Regions from separate parts of the Mus musculus genome. Here all the other regions are linked to region 1. A link is a loop called in an ENCODE intact Hi-C map of the cell type or tissue named here. Cell type or tissue: left cerebral cortex. All regions are shown on one strand.

Region 1 (8,000 bases):
TGGTCTCCACCGAGATTAAGCATAAGTGGCCAGCCTCCATAGTCTAGGAATCAGCCATGGCGGTGAAGTGCTGGTTTGAGGAAAAGTGAGACTGCTACAAAATCAATGTCATACAGCTAGCCAGCTCTCAGGTGGTTGCCATCTCTCAGTGGGAGGAATGTTGCCTCTGCCACAGTGAGGCATATCTGTATTATCAGTCCATATGGACCACATTCAAATGATTTGTTTCTGATTTGATAAAAATACAACCCTGGCTGTTTTGAGGATCCTAAATTATAAACCTCTGGAGCAACTGAGAAGAAAGCAGACTTTCTGAGGTGGCCCATTTTGATTTTTTTGGAGCTAGATATCATTTCTTTTCAGCCACAGACATTTCCTCATCTTTCTCTCACCAATATATTCAGATGTGTTTGACTTGAAAAGAATAAGAGATAATAATTCAAATTCCAATCTAAAAAGTTTTCTGATAGTTTTCACAATGTAGTGTTTTCAACTACTGCAGTCCCTGCTTGTCCAGAGTTTTGCTTTCAAAGGCTCCAGTCACGCTGTGGTCAAACGAAAAATGGCCGATGGAAAAACTCAGGAAGAAATGATTCGTAAGAAACATATGCTGCTCTGAGTGGGGTGATGAAATCTTGCACCGCATTGCTTTATTCTGCTGGGGTATGAACCTGGGTCTTTTAAAAAAAATTATTCCATTTGTTTACATCTTAAATGATAGCCCCCTTCCAGGATAGCCCTCCATACACACACCTCCCATCCCACATCCAACCTCTCCCCCCTCCCTTTTGCCTCTATGAGGGTGCTTCCCCACCCACCTGCCCCACCACTCCAGCATCCCCCTATGCTGGGACATCAAACCTCTGCAGGATCAAGGACCTCCCCTCCCATTGCTGTCAGACAAGGCCATCCTCTGCTCCATATGCATCTGGAGCCTTGAATCCTTTCCTGTACACTCCTTGGCTGGTGGTCTAGTCTCTGGGAGCATTGTTCTTCCTTTGGGGTTGCAATCCCCCTCTGCTCGTCCAGTCCTTCCTCCAGCTACCCCATCAAGGTCCCCGAGCTCAGTCTGATGGTTGGCTCCAAGCATCCACATCTGCATTGGTCAGTTGCTGCTGGCAGAACCGACCAAGGAACACACACACCAGAACCTGGGTCTTTTTAAGAATGCGGCTAACAGTGTTCTATCTGGCAAGACAGGGGTGAACTGAAGGGGCAGCCTAGCTCACCCACTGTCTCTAGGCTCTGCACAACTCCCATCAGATAAATGTCCAGAAGTGCCCAGACAGCCCCAAAGTATGGGGTACACTTTAATGCCTGCAGGGATACTGCGACACTACTATTGCTGAGGACCCTAAAGCAAGGGCCACCTGCTTACTGAGTGCACTTGACAACATTTCTCCAATTTCTCTCAAGAAATGAAGTGTGAGCCTAAGTTTTGCCTCCCTGTAAGTTTCCAGAGGTCAGGAACAAACTTAGTGTATGCCAAATTCTAGCACTCCCAATGGCCCTAGGTGATACTACCCCTCACCGATGCTGTTGCTGTGTGTAGGGCTTACCTAGAACAAGGTCCAGAAAGTGGAGATCCAGAAGGTCTGAACCCAAGAAAGTCTAGAAACTTCTTCAACCAAGAGGTTTCCTTGATTTCAGTCTTTCTCATTTACATAAAATAATTGAACGTGTGTGTCACTTTTAGAGAATTCCAGAGATCTGGTAGAAGCAAGGTTTCTGCCTTTCTCGGGGAGACTGACCCTGGTTAACGGTGGTTCTTGCTGTTGTCCCCAATTCCGTCAGACTGCTAGTTGTGTTGTAAAAATCTATAATCAGGCTGGAGAGATGGCTCGGTGGTTATGAGTACTGATTGTTCTTCCAGAGGTCTGGATTTGATTCCCAGCAACCACGGGACAGTTCACAACTGTTGTAACCCCAGTTCCAGGGGATCTAACATTCTCTTTTGGCCTCTATAAACACCAGGCATTCATGTGGCACAGAGACATATATATGCAGGCAAAACACTCAGATAAGTTTAAAGAAATGTGTACTGCTCTTGGAAAGGATTAGAATACCCTCATGTGTGGCTCACAACTGCCTATAACAACAGCTGTAGAGAAGCCTGCATTCTCTTTGGTCTCCATGGGCACTGAACTCATGTGCACACTTAATTAAACATTAAAAAGTTTCCTGGATGGCAGGCAGAAGTGGTGCATGCCTTTATTATTACTCAGGAGGTAGAGGCAGGCAGATCTCTGAGTTTGAGGCCAGCCTGGTCTACAGAGTGAATTCCAGGAGAGCCAAAGCTACACGGAAAAACCCTGTCTCGAATAACCAAAAACAAAAATGTTACCTGGCGGTGGTGGTGATCGTGGTGGTGGTAATGGAGGTGGTGGAAGTGGCAGAGGTGGTGGAGGTGGCAGAGGTGATGTATGCAATCTCCCATTCGCCACCTTTTTTGGATGGTGACAGTCTTTGTAAGGTGCCATGTGGAGCAGAGCTCAAAAGCACAACTCGGGGCCCTGCAGTTGCAACACTGACAATCTTTATATTAACAAGAACAGAGTTCTAATTATTCTAAATACTGCCAAAATTAGACCCAACTGTTCAATTTTCCACGTGTTCTTCTTAATTAGAAATGAAATGAAAGAGAAAATGAAACCATCAAAATTACATAAATAAAAGCAGATGGAATCCAGTTTGGGGAGGTCTGCTCTGTAATAACATTCCCTTTAATAAAATTCATTGGCTAATTTGATTGATAAAAGCAGCGTTGAAATTAAATAAGAATTAACATACACTTGGGTAAATATTTGTAGCTTTCTTCACGTGCTGCCATGATAAAGGTAATTTAGCTTAAAAGCAGCCGTCATCTCTCTCCATAACTGAGAAGGCGTTACTAATTGTGTGTGTTAATATGGTACAATATGGGATTGAATAGAGATTTTATCTTAATAACATCTCCATTAAATTAGAGACAGTGTTGTATGACAAGAAAGATAAGTCTGTTTATTCCAAAGGAGCAGAGCAAATGAACAACTGTGGGGAGATGCTGGGATTACCATTTGGGCATTCCGACAAACAACAGCATTCATCACTACTGTTGCAAGCAAGGGTTTTGAGGGATAATCCAGTTTCATTGTCAAAAGTGATACTTTAATTACTATGTAAGAGACACTGATCGTTCCCTCTCTGTGTCTGGCGGATATTTCTGAAAAAGAAGAGAGGGAAAGACCAAGACCTGCTGCCTTGGCAGAAGCGTCCCTCTGGGTGACATTACCAGCCCTTCGGACACCAGGATGTGACTGCCCAGGCTCCTGCACAGGAGACCATAAAACAAGATTAGCTAACTACAGGAATGGCAGTGCAGGGCTTTGGTGCTGTGCCCAGCCACAGAGCATCCTGGCTGTCACTTGCATGTCCAGCTTATCCTCCTGCTCCATGGGTGCTGTCCTTAGCTGTGGTCTCACTAGGACAGAATGCCAGGATTCGCCTCCTGCCCCCCCACACCCCAAAATATTAGTGAGCAGAAGCCCAGCCCAGGAGACAGGGAAGTCAGCTGGGAAGCCCAGCTCTCCTCCCCACTTGAGCCTGATAAGTTTCACTCTGGTTAACCCGGCATGAACTCTACAGCACTTGTCCCAGAGGACCAGGAGGGCATAGTATTGAACAGCAGCTGTTTTGTCTGCTACTTTGTTTATGTGTCCTTTTGTTTTAAATAACAACCTGTCAAATTTTACCTAGCCAGAAACCGAAGCTCTGCCCTGAGCACACGGCCACAGTGAAGTGACAGGACAAGTTCTCTGCTGTCACCTTCCTCCCTTGAGGAATAAACACCCAAGCCCAACATGCATGTACAGGACTCAAACACGTTTCCTAGTTTTGCCTTTAAGCAAGCACACATGCACACATACATGTGCACAAGCACACACTTGTGCACACATACCACACATGTATATGTGCATGCACATGAGCACGCACACACACACACATGCATGCACGATCTGACAAAAGATAGCGTTAGCATCAATAACAACAGCCAATATTCAGGACAAGCTTAGCATGGAAACAGTTTGGGAGTCAGTATAAGCCTCCTCCAGAATACACTGCTGTCAAGAGAGTCAGTGTGCAGCAGTAGGTGCCAATCCTATTTTTATACTAGCCCTACTGAATTCTTGATATCCAGCAAAGAAGGGGGGAAATCACAGCTTAACATAAAACGGCAGATGTAACGAAACCTCACTAACAGCTTAGTCTCATAAGGAGACAGATGGAAAACTTCTCTCCAGAGATGGCTGCTTCTAGAATTCCAGAAGGAGCTTGGGGTGGATTGGCTGGTAGGAGGCTTCGAAGGAGCTCAGGTCTGAATTTCAATGAGGAGGGAACACTTTTTAGTTTAAATGCAAGATTTCAGTTATCTCTCTTTTAGGAAACAGGGAGATTACACCATGCATCGGTTTCATCTAGGACGGAAAAAGCAGCACTCCAAACCTTAGGCTCTCCCTCAGTGTCTGAGTCCAGCAAAGAACGGAAGATGCTGCAGGCTCTTTGTTTCCTATAGAGGCACCACAATGCCATCATCTGTTCAGGAACAGAAAGGAAGAACCTTCCAAGGTGTTATCAGGGAACCCAAGTGTTGGAAAAGAATTATTTCCATGATAAAAACACTGCTGGCTTTTGGCTCACAAATAGGTGGAGAGGCCAATACCTACTTTCCAGGGTCTCAGGGGTCCAGCATCACGAAATGCTATGCAGTCTGCACAGTGCAGAACACACAACAGACTGCTGCCGAGCTCTACGTCACAGAGACGGCCCAGACTCTGCAAGCCTCATTTTCCTCATGGGAAAACAGGCCAGACTCACACAAGGCACAGGCCATCTCATTTGTGCCAAATCTGGACCACTTGGCTGCCTGGACCTTCCCTTCCCAAGATGTCATTCAGGGAAGGACGGTAGGTCCTCTGTAAGAGCCGCAGACCTCGTCCCATCAACAAAGGGCTTCTCCTGTGGACTGTGACACCTCCGTGGTTTATCCAGTACCCATCATCCTGTCAACATGACTTCAATATTAGAATGGCTCCACAGTCCTCAAGGCAAAATTTGCATAATACCCTGGTTAAGGTTTGGGGACTGTCCAAAGCACATCTCTTAGATGACATTCTTTGGGGGATTTATGCTAATAGGTCGTCCAAATCTTCACCATAATTACAGGCCGTTGAATCCAGTGGCCTGGTTCCTCTAAAACCTAATTCACTTTTTATATGAATCATGCATTTCAAAACAATGAGCACACGCTTCTCCTGGAAAACGCTGCAGACAACGGACTGCTCCATCCTCCCCAGCACTGCTCCAGCCTCCCCAGCACGCCCACCTGACTTTTGGACCCACCACACACTAGTACAAATGACTCAGGGGCATGAACAGCCAAGTGCAAATTCCACATTTTAAAAGATAGACTAGGAAAAAGGTGAACTTCCCTCTGAATTCCAAGAAAGCATAGGAAATGGTATGTTGAAAGTACGTTGCTGGCCAGGCAATGGTGGCGTATGCCTTTAATCCCAGCACTTGGGAGGCAGAGGCAGGTGGATTTCTGAATTCGAGGCCAGCCTGGTCTACAGAGTGAGTTCCACGACAGCCAGGGTTACACAGAGAAACCCTGTCTCGAAAAACCAAAAAATAAAATAAAATAAAAGTACATTGCCCTCCCCCTTTAAATGAAGAGAGGCAGCACACATGAGAAATTAAGAACCAAACCCTGTGATCATGTTAGTTATTCTGACATCAGACTTGAGGATCATCCATGGGGAGATGCTGGAAGCGGGAGACGGATTCCTCATCTTTTGGTGTTTCTGTAACTGTGGCACATAGGTATGGGTAGTGATAGTGTTCCAGACAATAGAACATCACGTGATCTGGAAACGGGGCTTTGTTCTCAACATTTCAGAGTAATCGCTCCTACATATTCTTTATCTAGGCTCTAAAAATTTGTCACATAGACTTTCTATCTCTTTAAGTACATTATAAAGTTTTATTTTTGCTGAGTCTATTCAGGACAAAATGTAGGTATAACAATTTCCTATGAACTTCGGAATACATCTCTCACAGATAAGGACATTACCATACAAGATACATTTGAAGACAGCTCCTAGGGCGACTACAAATCCAACAGCTTAAATGATCTATCTAGTCTCCTGGAGCTTGTATGATGTAGGCCATGCCTAGCTGAGCTCTCTACTTAGGGTTGCATAAAGCTGGAGTCAAGTTATCAGCCAGGGTCAAGGTTTCATCTGAGGCTTGACTGGAGAAAAATCTGTCTTTCTGGATAGAGTTTAGTCCTATAGCTGTAAGCTATATACTGGAGTCTGCCTTCATAGCTAGAGGTCACCATAGATCCCTCCCAGTGTAAGCAACCCACACATTTATGGTAACTTGACTTTTCAAAACCAGCAAGAGAGTGAGAGACCACAGCAAGATGGTACTACAAACACATTATCCCAAAGTCGTGCCTGGTGTGTATGTAGCCATTAGTCTTCAGTTAGAGAGGAGAAGCCCTTTGTTGATGGGATGAGGTCTGCGGCTCTTACAGAGGGCCTACCGTCCTTCACTGAACGACATCGTGGGAAGGGAAGGTCCAGGCAGCTAAGTGATCCAGAGTTGGAATAAATGAGATGGCCTGTGCCTTGTGTGAATCTGGCCTTTGTTCCCATGAGGAAAATGAGGCTTGCAGAGTCTGGGCCGTCTCTGTGATATAGAGCTCGGCAGCAGTCTGTTCTGTGTTCTGCACTGTGCCGACCGCATTGCATTTCGGGATGCTGGACCCCTGGGACCCTGGATAGTAGCCTTTCTTTAAAAGGTGTCACACAAGATAAAAAACAAAAAACAAAAAGCCCAAAAACAACCCAGACTGCATCCAGGGATTGAGGCTGGCACTGTCCTCAGGGTACCGGATGACAGCTTGTCTCACGTCGGCAATATGAATTTGATCATTTGGTGAAGGTAAAGGCTGACGTGCTTTGCATACATTAAATTTACCAGTTTTTCCCATTGCTATTATCCAGTCACAGCCAGTTCCTTGAAATGAGTAACTCCTTAGCTGGCCCAATACACACACGCCATGCTGGTTGCTAAATGACGATTTTTCAAAACCCACCGTGTTACTCAGGGTTCTCCAAAGGACAAAACAGGTAAAAAAAAATACTTATATGTTAAAATGGTTTTATTAGACTGTTTTACAGGAAGCCATCTAGGTAGTCCAGTCTGGCTGTTTTACACCAAGAGGCTGAGAATCTACAGTGGTTCAGTCCACAAGGCTGGATGTCCCAGTAGCCTGTCACCTACTGGAGTCCAGGAGGCTTCCTGAGTGGCTGCCAAACTTCCATCTACATGAGAATCCTGAAGCAGCTGGCTTTGACTCCAGTAGAGGAAGACCTCAGCAACAGCATAGATGGACTTGTCAGCCAGCTTAAGGGCAAGCAGGCAAAAAGAAAAAAAAGGAAGAAAGAAAGAAAGAAAGAAAGAAAGAAAGAAAGGAAGGAAGGAAGGAAGGAAGGAAGGAAGGAAGGAAGGAAGGAAGAAAGAAAGAAAGAAAGAAAGAAAGAAAGAAAGAAAGAAAGAAAGAAAGAAAGAAAGAAAGAAAAAGCAAAGCTCCCTTCTTCCATGTCTTTTTATGCAGGCTGCCACCAGAAAGGGTATCCCAGATTAAGGGTGGGTCTTCTTGCTCCAGATAATCTGATTAGGAACATCCCTCACAGGAGTGCCTGAGGGACGCCTAGATTCACTTCACTGAGGAGAGGAGAGGTATGTCTATGTGTAGTGTACCTCGTTCTATGGTGGAAGGACATGGGCACCTTCTCCTTCTGTGATCTGAAATACAGAAAGCTGTGGAGAGGGACATGTCAGGGGGCTACTGACACATGTGTGTGAATACAGGCTGAGTCTACAGTTTAATGCTCTTCTCTCCTCAGTGACAAATCCCCCTGAGGCCGAGCAGATTTTTTTTTCTAGCAAGA
Region 2 (8,000 bases), 300 kb before region 1:
TAGTGTTTGTGGTTGGTTAGACACACCCAGTCTTCAGCCAGTGTCTCAGGGCTGGTTAGACACAGCCAGTCTTCAGACAGTGAGTGTTTCAGGCTGGTGAGACACACTCAGTCTAGTGTTTGTGGTTGGTTAGACACACCCAGTCTTCAGCCAGTGTCTCAGGGCTGGTTAGAAACACCTAGCACCACTGTAACAGTCTCTCCCAGGGCTCCACAGTGTAGTCCTGAAGCTGTCCCAAACGACATAGGTAGGAATCATACAATCCTATCTTGTTCTTCATGCTTTCTATCCTGTGTAACAGCTGAGTGTAAAACAGTATTTTATAACCACAGTGTGGATTTTTCAAACCCATTGATGTGTCCTTCCGCTGAAGGCTAAGATACAGAAAAGTTATCCGATGAAGCTGTGACTACACGCATTCAATTTTCTCTTCTTAACTAAAATCTAGAGCCAGAATCCAAAAACTTCCCCTTCCCAACTTTGGTCTTTTAAACAGCTACAGTGGCAATTAAAAAGACTCCTCTGGTCATTCTACACTACTTTAAGCACTTCCTACAATCCCACAACCCTATTTTGGAAAACTAGTATCACAAGTACTTTTTATTAAAATAAATACAGTTTTAAATAGAACTCTCAATAAATTATCTCAGCAGATGTTTTCCACCGAAGGCGCTACAGAAATTTAGCACCAATCCATCCTTCCAGACAGCATCCAACCTTGCTCAGTAAAGACTCCAGCACTCATCTTGTACGGCCATTGATTTTCTTCCCCAGTAATATCAAGAGGCTGAGAAGGAGAATAGTGGGGTCGCTGAAAGGCTGGTATTTCCAGCACTTGCCCTGGGTTTTTGCAATGGTCTATTTCAGAAAACAAAGCAAAACAAAACTAAGCTAATAACTGCTCTTTTTTTTCTGAAAGGATACCTATTATCAAGTAGAAGTGACAGTTCTGCGCTGTAACTGTAGCCCCTTCAGCTGGCTTGTGAATTTAAATGACACCTGATTTAATGTACACAAACGTCAGGAGTCAGATCAGCCTGTGCATTTTTAAACCTCCTTTTATAAAAACTAAATCATCAGAGAAAATTTCAAAGACCCCCCTAACTAGAATTCTTTACTACTACATGAAGTATCCTAAATATATACAAGTATGACTTAGGTATGCTGATAAACATTTGGAGTCCAGTGATAATTTATGTTTTGTGCAGACAACATTATAGGGAACACTAAACAGCTATCTACTAACCTGTTTGTTATGCTTTGATCTACAGACACAATAAATATAATTTAAAGAAGACTGCACACAAAGAAGAGCATCATTAAGCAAGGGTATGTGGTAACACTGTATGAGCGGCTGACAGTTAGCTGAGCAGCCTGAAGCCAAATTAGGACAGATGTGAGGGGTGAAGAACAGGACACGTGCATGCTCCATTCTTGTTTGAAATCCACATGCTACAAAGATGCTGCCTCTTCACAGGAGCGGAACAAACTCTGCACTGGAAATGACAAAAGTGGGCACAAGATACAATATGAGGAATGTCCACATTAGCAGCCTATCTACTCGGAACCTCAAGTCTATGGAACCAGCTTCTAGGAGGAGGAAAATAAAATGGTCCTGATGCAGCGTTTGCCGATAACTCATCTCTATGGGTGGTCTCTGTGTATTGGGCATCTAGTCCTTCAAGATAATTGCTATGGACAACTTGTCAAGGTCTTATGTCCAACTGTCCTAGGGCAGTGTGCTTCTAGCTGCTCTACATGAAGCTTACAATGTAACATTGTAGACTCCAAAATCGCTTACAATGTAGGCTCTAAAATCACTGTTCAATGGGTAACCACCCAACCAAAAGTAAGTGCTGAGAAACCTAATTAAGTATTAGTTCATGGGGATTCTCCCAGTGATGGGGGGGGGGGGGGACGGACAGATTGTGGGCTCTGCCTGAGCACTGCTTCGCAGCTCCATGTTCACTAGACATGGAATAGTACTCCCGGCTCGTGTTGTTAACTGATAGCTGATTCAGCATCACTAAAGAAACTCCAAATCAAGCAAATAGGTGGAGTCATGTGTTTCTTTTCTCAGTTGAAGACTTCGTGGTGCCTTGAGTGTTGCCTATTGCTTTACTGTCCCCTGACAGAATTTGGGGTGCCCATGATGCAGAGAATGTGTTGAAGTAGAAACCAAACAGTGAAGCAAGAGCTATGTGACATATTAAATGAAAGTTAGCTGAGTGGAATGGATAAATAGAACACCCCAGGGCCAAATGGCAAAACTCAGCCACTGTGGCCCAGCCACCACTTGATGGGGAAGGGGGCAACTATGGGCCATTCTAGCCATTGGAAATGGGACAGCTTCTCTGAGTAGGGTCTTGTAAATGGGAAAGGAAAACAACGGCTGTCTTTGTCCAATGAACAATGGGGTCTGTTAAGAGTAGAATAATCCACAGTTGTTTATGCAAGCATGAAAACTACTAATATTAGCCACAGATAATTCATATATCGGGTGACAGAATGAAACTCAGAAAGACCTCCCTAAGCTGATGGGCCAATCCAACAAAATGAAACAGAATCCATATTAGTGGCTCCTGACTTTAGATCCCATGATGCAACCCCAGTAACACAGGGGTTGAAGCTTGGCAAGTCATGGTGAGCCAGCAGTAAAGCAAAGTTGAGGAAATCTTTAATTTGATTAATTATTCAGATCAAAAATTTAGGGGGGGGCAGGCCTACCCCAGACCAAGAGAAGAGAGGTATACTAGGTTCTAGATATTATTTGGTGTGATGTAATGTCTGGATGTGCAGGTAACAGGGCCTGGCTTGTGACAGCCATCTTTTATCTTCAGCTTGACTGACTTTAAGGTCACCTGGGAGTCACCCCTCCTCTGTGTGGGTCTGTGAGAGTGTTTCCTAGAGCAGTTTAACTGAGGAAAGAAGAACCCTGAGGGATGCAGGCAGTATCATTCCACGAGAGTCTCAGGCTGAATTCAAAGGGAAAGAAAGCCCAAAGCACAGAGGTCACTTGTCTTTGCTTGTGTACGGCTGATAATCGCATGTGCCACTTCATGCCCCCACTACCACCACATCTTCCCACCTCGGCCAACTTCATGTGTCACCTCTTAACCACAAGTTAAAATAAATCCTTCTTCCCTTCAGTTGCCTCTGCCTGGTGTTTTGTCATTGTGTGAAGAGAGTGTTCCACTGTAGCGTGTGACAACGAAAGGACACAACATACTTATAACTTGAGGGTTTCACTATAGATAATAGATGAGAATAATTCTATGAAAACATTACAGGCAAAGCTAGAGCCAATATTGGGCAGTATAGACATTCACTCCTAAGTGTCTGTTGAAGACCTACTGCATCAGTCAGTACTAGAGAGGCAACAGAACTCCAAGTGATGGGCAACTTCATCAACACTTAGAACTTGCCAGAAATTAAAGTTCCGACAGGCTGGACACATCACGGGCTGACTGCTGAAGAGTTTAAGGCAAGAGGTGAGCTTTCAGTCAGTCACACTGGCCGTATATGTGACAGATAAGCCGTAAGCTCCTTCCCTCACAGAAGCTTGTGAGCACCCACGAGTCATGCCACACAGTTTTTCAGTTCTTTTAAGAAAAACACAACATGGCTCAGTATGGCGTCCAAGAGAAGCCGACAAAACCAACACTGGATAGTTTAAACCAAAAAACAATACTTTTTCAAGAGGGCTTCAGAGTCTTCAGGAGACTTGACAAGCCAGGTTTGAAGACATCATCTTCAGAAAAGATGGTTAGGGTAAGATGCCTGTGCTGTAAGAGGGGACCTCACATGACTGCCAACAGATTATGGTACTGGAGTCAACAAAAGCAAGGGCAACTGAAGGCACTCCCACCATGGGCATCATAGCCACTAACCTTTGTAAGTCCTCACTTCTAACATATACCCAGGAGGATGAACCCAAATATCAGGGTCTGCATTATGGAACCATGTTCAAGCATTTACTCTTACTTAAAACTGAATAAACTTGGTGACCAAGAATAGCTTACAGGTATCACAGGTCCATAAGAAGCCGCCAGGAGTCTGGAAGCTACCAGGCCATCTTCCTAGGGCTTGAGTTTCCAGGAAGGTGGCAGGCAATCACCTTTCCCTGCAAGCCTGGAGAGAAGGCCATTCGCTAAGCTCCTGGAACACGTGAGAACCTCAGGGGTAAAGCCTTCTTTAATGGTTCCTCTTTCTTCAGATCCTCCCACCCCTGGCAGTGTAGACAGAGAGGAGCTCACCCTCACCCGACCAGTCCCACTGTGGTCAATGGGTGGTCCAGAGGTCAGAGTCAGGGCCACTTCCCTTGCTACAGAATGATGTGCCAACAGCGTCTTCTGGATTCTGGGTGACACTTCAGAATGCCAGAGTTTCCTCAGGAAGTGTGAGCATACTAATCATGCCCCAGGGACAGGTGGGCACACGGAGAGAGTGTGCTCAGCTTAGCTTTGCCTCACAGCTGTCAAGCTGGGCCCTCTCATTAACGCCCACGGCTTGCTTGCTTGCTTTCTTTTTTGTAAGGTCCTTTGACTATAGCTCATGTACTTCAAATATGTCACTGAAAAATGCACAGATGGGATCCACCAGATCAGGAGAACGCTTTCACAGCTTTGGAAAGTGTGTTGGGTTTCTTTCCTTCAGAAATTTAAAAAAAAAAAAAATCCTAAATTCTAATTTCTAACCTTCCCACCTCTTCCTGCCTTACAGAGAAACTTCAACAGTAGCCAATGTTCCCAGTGCTGATAACGAATAGGGCAATAATTAATTCGGTGTTGGGTTTTTTTTCCTCCTCCTTTTTAATCCAACCAGCTAATTGCATCTGCTAGTCATGCCTCCGTAGTCTACAGAGAGGCCCACATCTGAAGCACTCACAGTAGCTGCAGCCCACTCGAATTCAGCTCAACACCAGGCCAGTAAAGGGAGAAAGGGGGACCCAGGAGGGGTGCCTGACAGGTGCTGCCCTGAGGGGGTGTGTCCTGACCGGGAGGCACTGTCATGGAGGAGGGGCCTGTGTCACTTTGAAAGTTCTGGACAAGGGGTTGGGTTGCTTTTTGTTTGCTTTGGTGTTTTTGTTTTAATGAAAGAGACAAGAAAGTGAAGCGTGGAGAGAGCTCCCAGGCGGTGTCCGTCTTGAACCGCTCTGGCTTCCTGAGCCTTTAGATCAGGACTATCTATGATGCTCTGACTAATGATAAAGAAACACACGGGACAGACATATCAGCTCAGCCCGCTCTCTGTGTATGAAGTACTCTCCTGTCATGAAGCTGTCTCATGCCAACGTGCCAGCATCCTCTTGCCCCAGTACATTTTGACATTTTGATATTTTTTGGATGTATGCGTGTGTTGGGGCGGGGGGGGGGGGCGGTTCACATGTGACAGCATCCAACCATGCAAGTGGAGGAAACGGACAACTTTCAGGAGTCAGTTTCCCCCCCTCTACCATGCAGATCCTGGAGACAGAACACACTGAGCCATCTCGCTGTCTGCCATTTTTAATTTCTGCATTCTAAACGTCCAGGTGGAATCTGCCATACCTAGTGGCTCATTCAACTGAGAGTTTTCCCTTAAATTATGTATACCACATCAAGTAGACCCCATAACCATAAATACTCTCTGTAGGATAGGCTGGATTAACAACCTTCCCAGAAAATTCTCTACAGAATGTATTAATAATAGCTTTCTACTGAAACACTACTTCTGAAAGCTCAGCAAGGATCCTTCACAAAAATGGCATCTCCTCAAGCACCACCTCCTGGTCCCTCCAGTGGTGGGCGGGGTCGGGTGGCAAAGCGTCCAATGAGAGGAGCACCACCTCCTGGTCCCTCCAGTGGTGGGCAGGGTCGGGTGGCAAAGCGTCCAATGAGAGGAGCACCACCTCCTGGTCCCACCAGTGGTGGGTGGTGTCGGGTGGCAAAGCGTCCAATGAGAGGAGCACCACCTCTTGGTCCCTCCAGTGGTGGGCGGGGTCGGGTGGCAAAGCGTCCAATGAGAGGAGCACCACCTCTTGGTCCCTCCAGTGGTGGGTGGGGCGGGGTGGCAAAGCGTCCAAGGAGAGGAGGGGATGGACAATAACTAGAACTCAGTCCTTACAGCACAGGAGCCCACGGTCAATGACTTCACATGGACATTGCGGCCACTTTCCTGGAGGTAAACTTAGCTTTTAGTTACTCTATGAAATGGTAGAGAAAAAGCATTTGAACACACACAACTGACTTCATGCTAGGATGGTGGCAACTGTGTGATATTTCAGTGGGACATTAGTGGAACCAAGGGCCAGGACCCAGTGTGTGCCAGACATCAATTAAAGTCAAAAGACACCATTAAAGATTCACCCCCATGGGGTCAGGTGCTTTTGTGGGATAATTTGAAGGTGAAGTTGGATACCTCAAGAATGTCACTGTGAATTAATGCTTCTCTGGGCTAGACTCAGAAAGAGTAGAAGGTGCTGATGTCCTTAAAGGACAAGATAAGGAAAAGGGTCTGAATGCTGGCCCTAAATAGGGCACAGAGACGCTGGCAGAACTGACATGTAAGTTTCCCCATTATGCTTGCAAGCACCTCACTAGTGAGAGAGGTTATAACCAATGGAGTAGGTTATACACCTGTCCTGCACTCCTGCCAATTCAAACAGCAGTGCTGGAGTGGAAAGGTCCAACCAAACTGTGGCTGCCTTTGGATTCTGGACCACCCTAGCCAATTTTCGTTCTGGTTGGTTCAACCGGTTGACTGACAAGCTCTGAGCTCTTAGGTCTACTAGACTGACTCTCCCAAGGTTGAGAACAGAGTCAGTGACCTTCAACTGCAAGTGCAGCCCATCTCCCAAAGTGGGTAGAAGAAAAATTCATCTGGGATCTCAAAATGTGACAGCAAGGCCGTGGTGAGGTATCACTGGGCCTAGCACGTGATGGATATCAGAAGCCCTCTCCTGCCCAGCATGGACTTCAGAAACGGTGAATATGGACAAGAACATCTGCTTTCTTTAGCTAGAGAGGTAAGAAAATCATGACTCTTTGTTGTTGTTAATCTTGCTTTATTGGTAGAAATTAAAATATTAAAGTACTCCAATATTAAAATTTAAAATATTCAGATAAAGGCAAATATGGATATACTATGGAATAAAATACAAACTTAGGATGATATTTCTTGTAACCAAAAGCCAAAGAATGCAGTTCACTGAAGTGTGCGCTCTGGATCATGGAGCTGGTGAATGGGGAGTGGGGAAGTATGAGAACCTTTACCTCAGACAGCTGGAGAAAGCCTAATAGATACAACAGCAGAAGATCACAGTTACATTTCCCGGGGGTAATATGGTCAGTCTTGGTAGTTATAAAAGTGAAGGCCATTGACCTTAGAAAACACACTTGTTATTTAGAAATGACAGAGAGACAGAGTGATGATAGATAGATATACAGATAGATTATATATACACCCCTCCCCCACACATATACATGTAGACAGGGAGAGAGAGGGAGGAAGGGAAGGAAGGGGAGAGAGGGAGAGAGAGAAAGAGGAGGGGAGGGAGGGACATAGGGAAGGAGGGAGGGAAGGACAGAGGGGTGGAGTGGGAAAACAAGGGAATGAGCAGGCCAGCCCAGGCAAAGACAGCCACAACTACAAGGTTTTTAAGTTTGCAGATTCAACTAACTACAGCAGTGAAATTCTTTTATATAAGTATGCCTACCTGTTTTTTGTTTTGTTTTCTTACCATTATTCCCAAAGCAAAGCTATATCAACTATTTACACTGCATGGGATCCTAATCACCCAGAGAGGTCTGACGTTGTATAGGAAGGTGTGTAGGGCTCACATGCACAAACTACAGCATTTCATTAGAGGCTCTGAGTACTTAGCAGTGTCCTGACATGACTTGGGAACTCAAAGAATGACTGTCTGTAGAGCAAACAGTCAAAATTATTGTACCTGTACAAAACGGCTATGTTTGTAACTCTTCTTGTAAATGTGAAATGACATCAAGATACAAAGTAAC
Region 3 (8,000 bases), 92 kb before region 1:
GAGACTGCGATGGCTTCCTTAAATATAACCGTGTCTTCTGGGCTCATTCTAGTTGTAAGAATGTTAATTAATAAGAAACTTATGCCCCTTTGTCTGGAGACTGATTAATCTGGCTCCAGCATTTGTGGAATATTCCGTATTATTAGCTGTTCTTTATTTCCACATTATTTATTAACCAGGTTAAGTTATTGTTACATCCTCACAAGGATACTAAAAGATGGCAGTCATGGAAAACAGCAAAGGAATAATAATAGTCGGGCTTTCTTGTGTTCCAGCCGCATTCACAAAAATGTGCGCGCTTCCGACGTTGTCATTGTTTCTACCAATAAACTAATTACCACTGTATGAAGCTCGTTTACTTCAGAAGGAGTTTAGAGAAACAGCTAATTAAGTACAGTATTTTGAAATTTAAACTGCATTACAGGGTTAGAACCCTGTAATGAAATTGCAGAAGCTTACAAGGGAAAGAGAACCCATTGCAGCTCTCTGTAGCTCCTACGTGATTGGCATCTCTTCCTCCACATCAATACTGCCTGCAGCCTTGGGGCAAACCGTTTCTAATGATATGGGGGCTGTCTCTCTCCGAAGCCCCCTCAAACCATTTCAAAAGCACTCTAGCCTGACCAGGACCACACTTTTCCTTGTGTTTATGGGCCATACATTGATCTCCCTGTGTCTTCCTAGAACATCATTAGACTACAGTAAGCACTCCAGCTTAGCATCCAGTCTCCCTGGAGTCCTTCTGCCAATCCTCCACATACTGAGTCGATTGGCTCCTATGATCTACTCAGGACTCTGGCAGAGCGAGGTCCCCTAGGATGTCATACAAAGAAACAGAACTGGACATAGGAATGAGAGAATCCCCAACTTCTTGTTTTCTTGGGAGAAGAGAGCTTCAGACAGCAGCTGGAGCTTGACCTCAGGGAGAAAATGCTCATCACAAGATAGGGAGGCAGGAAACTACTGTGGAGGGAGATACCTGAGCCCATGATGGTCCCAAGGGAGGAGCAGCACAATAGAGAGTAAGAGGGAGACTGTAGGAGGAGACTGCCCCTTGTTAAAGAGCATCTGCAGAAGCCACAAAAGCAGGGTTTCTGAGGACAGACCCAGTGACCTTTCAGAACACCACCTCTTTCTCTAGAACTTGTTACAATTCTCTCTGCCCAGCGCAGTCACAATTTTATGAAATTGGTATTGTTGTCTGTCGCTCTCTAGGTAGTAACCTAAAGGGAATCTCTTCCCTTTGGCCCTGGAAGAATCCCAGGTGAGATCCACAAGCCGCCGCCCCTGGAGGAATGCAGCCTCTAGGTAAGAGCTGTATTTACATCAATGCTTTCCCAAGCACAGGGCATAGGGTCAGATCCCAAGGGAGTGCTGAATGACCACGCGAGTCATTTCAGAGATTGATTTGCCAAACAAGCGTGGAGAGCCTAGTGTGTGTTAAGTGATGGGTTTAGAAAGGAAAGAAGGAGATGTTCAAAGTTTGAAAAAAATAAAAGGGGGGGGGGGAAGCAAACTACTTCAGTTAGAAGGATTGTGCCCATACATCTTTATTCATTTGCCCATCCTTGAACTGAGCAAATGTTTATCAAGCCAGAGAAGCAACTTAAAGCTTACCACCATAAGAAGGATGGTACGTTCTCACCAAGGAAGCTGGATGTTGTTGTGTTATATGTTATAATGTACTCAGACTGTGATGAGGAGGTACATCTACTCAGGGGGGAATCTATGTTCAAAGAATAGCTAATTTGTATCCAAATCAAGAATTAAGGGAGGGGGAGTTGAGGCGAACCAGCCAGATGCATGGCATACTGCAGCGTTTATCTGTCTGCTAGGCAGTGTGTCTATAGTGCCATAGGAGAAAGAACGGGTGGGTGGCCACTGGAGACCTCTTCTGGGGAGTTTTAATTTCAAAGTTAACATCCGTGTTGATCTAATGGAACAAAAGCCAAAGCGAACAGGGCCTCATAACAATAGAAGAGTGTCCCAAGCAGAAGGAAAAGCACATGACAGTCATCAGAGGCCAGAAAGAAGCCTGCCGTGTACCCCCAAACAGAGAAGGCTCTATATGATCAGAATGTCGCCTGGGGTGTGGGAAGGGGATGGATCTTAGTATATATCAAGTGCGGCATCACAGAGAATAAGGGAGAAGAGACAGCTCCAAGACTAGACAAGACACAGGAGCCAAGTGGTGGAAACTTTTCTTTTTGGTGTTGCAAAAAATGTTGCAAGTGAACAGGAAACAAACATCAGAGATTCTACAGCACAGCGCTGCCAAAGCCTTGGAGACAACAGAGGGTTGAAAGAGGGAATGGCTTCTGAGAAACCCGAGAAAGTGTTTGACGAGCATTAGAAAAGTGGCGGTTGTTTTAGGGCTTTGTTTTAAGTTGTAAAATCAAGAAAGTCTGCAAACTCCTTCCTTTAGGCTCAAGGCTGGCCATCTCATTAACACAGCCTACAGCAAAAATAAAAATGTACAGAGCCTGGCTCATAAATTAGGAGGAATGTTAAAATGTTGGCATCAAGCTTTAAACTACGACAGGATCCTTCTAACTGCCTAGGTCACATACCCAGGCAGCTGCCCCACGCTGAGGCACCCCAGTGACATCTTCCTGCTCTTGCATCTCTTCACTGACAGAATGGGAAGACATTGGCTCCTTGGAGACTGGTGTCCTAAGGACCCCCCACCCCCCAACAGCATACTTAGAGCTCAGCACCATGCCAGCCCTCTAGCCTTGGGTTCATTCCATGATGACATTACTTTTGATTATATTGCTAATAGACACCTAGAAAAGTACAAGTCATAAAAAAAAAACAAAAACAGGATATAATGAAAGAGGTAGGTCCGAGTTTAAGTGCTCTCCATTTCCACTCTCTTCTCAATGAAAATCCTCAAAAGTCACTTTATGTTTGTTAAACAAGAAGATGACAGCAATGCAGGTGGAGAAACTGAGGAAAGGGGAAATGGCTATGTAGCATGAAAATCATGAGTTGGTCAGACTGGGATGAGGAGGGGCCCCGGAAACACTGTAAAGAATGAATGGGATTTGGTAGAAAGACAGAAGCATTTACATGGGATGTCAGGGAGCCTGTGATAGAATACTGTTACAGTTTACATCTTCCTAATGGCTTATAAGGACAGGCTGGTGTCAGACGTGGTGTGAGCTGCATGTGTGAGGTTCTGAGGTCAATCTCCAGCACCACCAAACACAAACATAATAAATAAAAATTAAAATGCTAAAATAGCATTACTCATAATGATTTAGGAAGCCATGTGTACGGTGTGAGGTAGGTGTGTGTGTGTGTGTGTGTGTGTGTGTGTGTGTGTGTGTGTGTTGAGAAAGGTGGCTTTCAAGTCTTTCTGCAGATTAGAATTGTCTGGAGGACAAATCTCCAGTGGCCTGTCCCACGCCAAGACGCTTACTTAATCTGTGTGCGCTGATCTGAGGAGTCCCTGTCTTGGGGGAAACCATCATGCAGAAGTGGTCGGGCATTTTTAGCCAGCCTTCTGGCCTTCCTCTCAGGCCTCATCTTCAGTGACTGCTCCATTTTTACTGGTCTTTGGGGATTGGTTCTAATGTTTTGAATTAATTGGGAATCTGCACGTCCAAACACTGAAGGTCCCTGTCCCCAATTGGTTTTTGATCATCAATAGCCAACCAATAGCCAATGGCTTGGGGTGGGGGGTGTGGGGGGAGAGAGAGAGAACTTTTAAATTTGTGCAGGCTGAGAACTGGAAGAGAGGAAGGAGGAGAGATCCCCATGATGGGAAGAAGAAAGACCAGACTTAAAGGCCCACCAATGTATTAGAATCAGGGAAAGTGGCCACACGGGCCACTTCCCCAATTGTGTTTGGGGTAGCAGAGATGAAATACAGATTTTAAAGAGGAGTGTTTGCTAGCAGGAGGAAGAATAAGAACTGCCCAACCTTTGAACTAACCAGGCATATTTAAAATTAACTGCCGTGTGTGTGTGTGTGTGTGTGTGTGTGTGTGTGTGTGTGTGTGTCTTTCATTCACGAATCCAGATAGCTCTTGGGCAAGTGCAATCATCAGGAGCACAGATCAGTTAGCCAAATTACTGCTACACGGGTGTATTTGTCTATATGCTTTTGGTCACTGTCCCATCATATCAAACCCCACTGACTTATAGAGGCATCGATGTTCACCTTGTTTACCTTTAGACTATGTCAAGCCCCTACGCTTTGTTTATCACCATTGTTTCAGAAGCATCATCTCAAGTTACAGACAGGCACTCAGCAAAGGTCCGTTTGCCTCTTAACTGAATTGCTTTGAGTATATGGATTGCTTATTAGGAATGCTGGGTCTTCTAGTATCTGAGCAAGGTATGCCTCTGTTTATTTGGATTCTCTTTCATTTATATCTGAAACGTTTAGTGATTTGTTGCAAAGATTATTTAAATATCAGATAGACTTTCTTCCTAGGTGTTTGATTAAATTGACCTATTCATTCTGAGAGTCTATCTATTTTCTATCTGTACAGTAGTAGGAGAATGCCACCTGTGAATGTTGGCTATTTTCTTTGGAAGATGTATACCTCCATTATTATTATTATTATTATTATTATTATTTTACTTACTAGCTGGTAACTCACATTTGACAAACCATGATGGTGGCCATAAAAATTATAAGGCTTCCAGTGCCATGTGTGGAAAATATTCTTTATGAGTTATCAATCAGAGAGACCCTAGGGAACTCCCAAACAATGCATGCTTTTGCCTACGTTCCTCTTGGTTACCCACAAAACGAGTTGCTAACACCCCATTGCTGAAGACACCACACAACTTGGATGAGAAATCAAGGTAGCATCGATCCGGAAGCTTCCTTCTTGCCAGCTAGCGCTGAACTGGAAGCTTCCAGAAGGCACTATGTAAGCAGCTAGGGAAAAGCAAGGCATCAAATGCTCTTACCCAGCTGCGAGCCCCGTGGTTACAATAACAGCATGAGGCAAGGTGTGCCGACTTATGCAATAGTGGCAAAACCGTTATGGGGATAATCAGCCACTCTCTGATTGGCTTTGGGGTTCACTCCACAGGAGCGCATCCATTTGTGGGACTGTAAACATGCAGGAAAGGTCATAAGCCTTGTAGGGGAACTTAATTCTTCTCTTTAACTAAATTGACGCAGCACTGAACTGCCTCCTAATTATATATTTGTATCCATAGACATTCTGAGCTTTAATCAGAGAAGGTTCTCTTTTCTAATGAATTTTAGTGAATGCAGAGGTTCATGACTCTACAGGGCTCTAAGAATGAATGCCAGGGGAATGTTCAGCACTCAGGAAGACAATTATACTACTCCCTCTAAAGCCAGGCAAACATTTGGAATATGGGGTAGAAAGAATGGAGGATCTGGAGGACAGGGAGAAGAGCCCTGAAGTGCCATCTCCTGGGCAGTGTACAGTCATTGCAATCGCAGACTCTGTAGTGGGTCTATACAAGAGCGGCCCCTCCAGAGCCGGGGAGGAATGGACTCAGGAGACCACACACCTCCCTACTAAACTACTTCCTATAGCCAGACTCGGGAAAAGGCAAGAGCCTCTATCTTCAGTGTGTACATTCAGGAACCCCCATGGGGCTCCAAAGGATAGGTTTAGAACAATAGTCACTCGGATGGTACTAGCGAAACTAAATGGGTCAAAAGCAAAATAAATCAAAAGAACAGAACACAGAACCCATGGGTCTGAGGAGACAGGAAGGAAGGAATATTGATAGAGGTTGGGAGGGAAGAAGAAAGGGTGAGGAGGTAAGGGGACAGAATATATCACAAGCATGAGTGAAACCAGGGAACTAAGTTAGTTAGTGTTATGGATGTGTGTGGTTCTTTTGGGGAACTCTTATCTGATTAAGAAAATTTCCATTTATTGCCCGTTTGTTCAATTTATATCTATTTACTTGCTTTATCGAAATCATGAACTGATGGTGAATTTTAAGGGAGAAAATTTTTATGTGGCTAGTTGAAAAGATAGACTACATGACTTCAGTTTTCTATTAGTGGTTAATGGAGTGTACGTCTTACTGATGCATACTCTTCTTTTCCTTTTGCTCCGCCTCCTCCTTCTTTGTTATACTTATTTTTTCTTTGAGCACATTTTTAAGATTTTTAAATTTATTTATGTGTATGAATGTGTACCTGCATGAGTTTATACGTTTCATGTTCAGGCACATGTAAAGGCCAGAGGAGAGTGCCAGGTCCCCTGGAACTGAAGTTTCAGGAACAGTCATGAGCTGCCTGTGTGGGTCTGGAAACTGAACCCAGGTCCTCTACAAGAGCAGTAGGCACTCTTAACTGACAAACTGCCTCTCCAGCCCCAAGGTGCAGATTTGATGTATACATTTTTGTCACCGTTTAGTTGAAAGTAAAATCATTTCTAATATCTATTGTGACTTTTTTGACAGATGGATCATTTATAGCATATTTTGTAATTTCCAAATAAAGACTTTCCTAATTTTCCTTTTGAAAATATCTTACAGTTCAATTGCATTTAATTAAGGAGTATGCCTCTACCTATCATTTTAATACTTTATAATGTGTTAAAACGTCCTACATATATTTAATTTTGTCAAATAGCCATGTGTGTTAAAAGTATGCACATTTTGCTCTTGCTTGCCTTTCGGCCAGTGTTGTTCATATGAGCTTCTTGGTTTTGTGGGGGTATTTTGTTTGTTTGTTTACTGTTTGTTTACTGTTTGGGTGCTATAAACACAGTAATCATGGATTTAACAGTTCCTTTTCTTTTATCTGGAACCACAGATGTCTATTTTTCTTATGTTGTTTCTTCTACCAATATCTCCTTAGCTCCTATGTCTAGTTATTTTTAGGATGTGATTGGCAGTGTGTCTGCAAAAGTTTACAGAAATAATTTAAAGCCTACAGTGATGTTTCCTTTCTCCAAAGAGGATATCCAGTCCTGCCAGGTAGTCAGGATCATTAGCCACTTGGTATTGCCTTTTCACAATTTTACCAGCTTTTTTCTGTGCGTTGGGGGTGAGGCTAAACTGCACCACTTCTCATCATGAGTGTGTGTTCTTTGAAATTCACATTTATCCTAGAGTTGCACTTTCAGGAGTCAGAGGTGAGTTGGGGTGGGGGTGGGGGTGGGGGTGGGGGCGATGTTTTCTTCTTAGTGAGATCCTCATTTTGTCCTTAGCCTCAGGGCTCCAGAAATCGTGAACAGCATGTACCAACCACTTGGGCTGCTCCAAAACTGGGATTGGGGATTTTAACTATCAAATAACTCTCCTTGATCTCTTTTTGAGCTTGTCTCTGTCCCCCTTTACTCGATTTTTAGGTCCTCCTGGCCTTCCTAAGCCAATTATTTAGAAATGACTCTTCAGTGCACACAATACATGAACATATACCATGAAAAGCAGCAAGGTTTTGTTTGGACTTGGGCAATGGGCTCTTCCTTAACAGGATGGCAGTGCACATCCTGTGTATTGGCTGAGAGAATGGGAGACAAACCCAGCCAGGCTGTTTCAAACCTATAACAGCAGGGTGACTTTAGGTAGTAGCTTCAACTTTCTCATTCTCCCTTCATTGATATTGAAATTGAGCTAATGGTTATAGCTCCTTTATTGGCAAATGAGTGCAATAATATTGCAAAGACATATCTAGCATAAGTGCCTACTTAATGACAACTATTCTTATTGTACTCAAGCTATTTAAATATTTGGTAATACTTGCCAAAATAAACACTCATAGGCTATGAACTTGGGTTGCTAGGAATTCCTGCGTGATAATGCTTCCAAGTCCTAGCAATGGTTAGGAGATACCACTGGACCCAATGGGAATACCTCCTTGTCTTCTGGGGTCAATTACAAGCTCTAACTAAGGGAAAGTCTGGCTTTGCCTGCATGTAGCCTTGGAGCACAGGGCCTGGCAGAGACTCTGAGACTGTTACCTCCGTGGTTCAGTTTCTACAAAGACTAATTGTTTTCAGGGGTTTTCATTAGCCTCCTTTTTACACACAGTTAAGGCT

Evidence for each region. A loop is a pair of places that touch in the nucleus more often than their neighbours do. Peaks named below come from ENCODE experiments on the same cell type or tissue, not always from the same donor. Only the 100,000 strongest peaks of a DNase experiment are listed, where the experiment ranks them.
Region 2: it touches region 1 in a loop (6-fold over the local background); 3 of 42 quality-filtered maps call a loop at or near these places.
Region 3: a loop joins it to region 1, with 2.3 times the contacts of the local background. A loop is called at or near these places in 3 of 42 quality-filtered maps.

Annotation. Positions count from the first base shown.
Region 1 is chr1:38,726,048-38,734,047 of GRCm38, forward strand. No RefSeq gene overlaps it. Among named protein-coding and RNA genes, the nearest start is that of Gm34596, 99 kb to the left of the region's middle. In left cerebral cortex, a CTCF peak has its summit at 4,551; a DNase peak (open chromatin) is centred at 4,323; H3K27ac peaks cover 567 bases.
Region 2 is chr1:38,424,630-38,432,629 of GRCm38, forward strand. All of the region lies in intron 4 of Aff3 (AF4/FMR2 family, member 3), which reads right to left. Among named protein-coding and RNA genes, the nearest start is that of Aff3, 200 kb to the right of the region's middle. In left cerebral cortex, no CTCF peak of the experiment used is centred here; DNase peaks (open chromatin) are centred at 4,537 and 4,838.
Region 3 is chr1:38,634,439-38,642,438 of GRCm38, forward strand. It overlaps Gm34596 (a long non-coding RNA gene), which reads left to right. Exons shown (of 5, transcript XR_373334.2): 3 at 1,216-1,308. Among named protein-coding and RNA genes, the nearest start is that of Gm34596, 7.8 kb to the left of the region's middle. In left cerebral cortex, no CTCF peak of the experiment used is centred here; no DNase peak of the experiment used is centred here.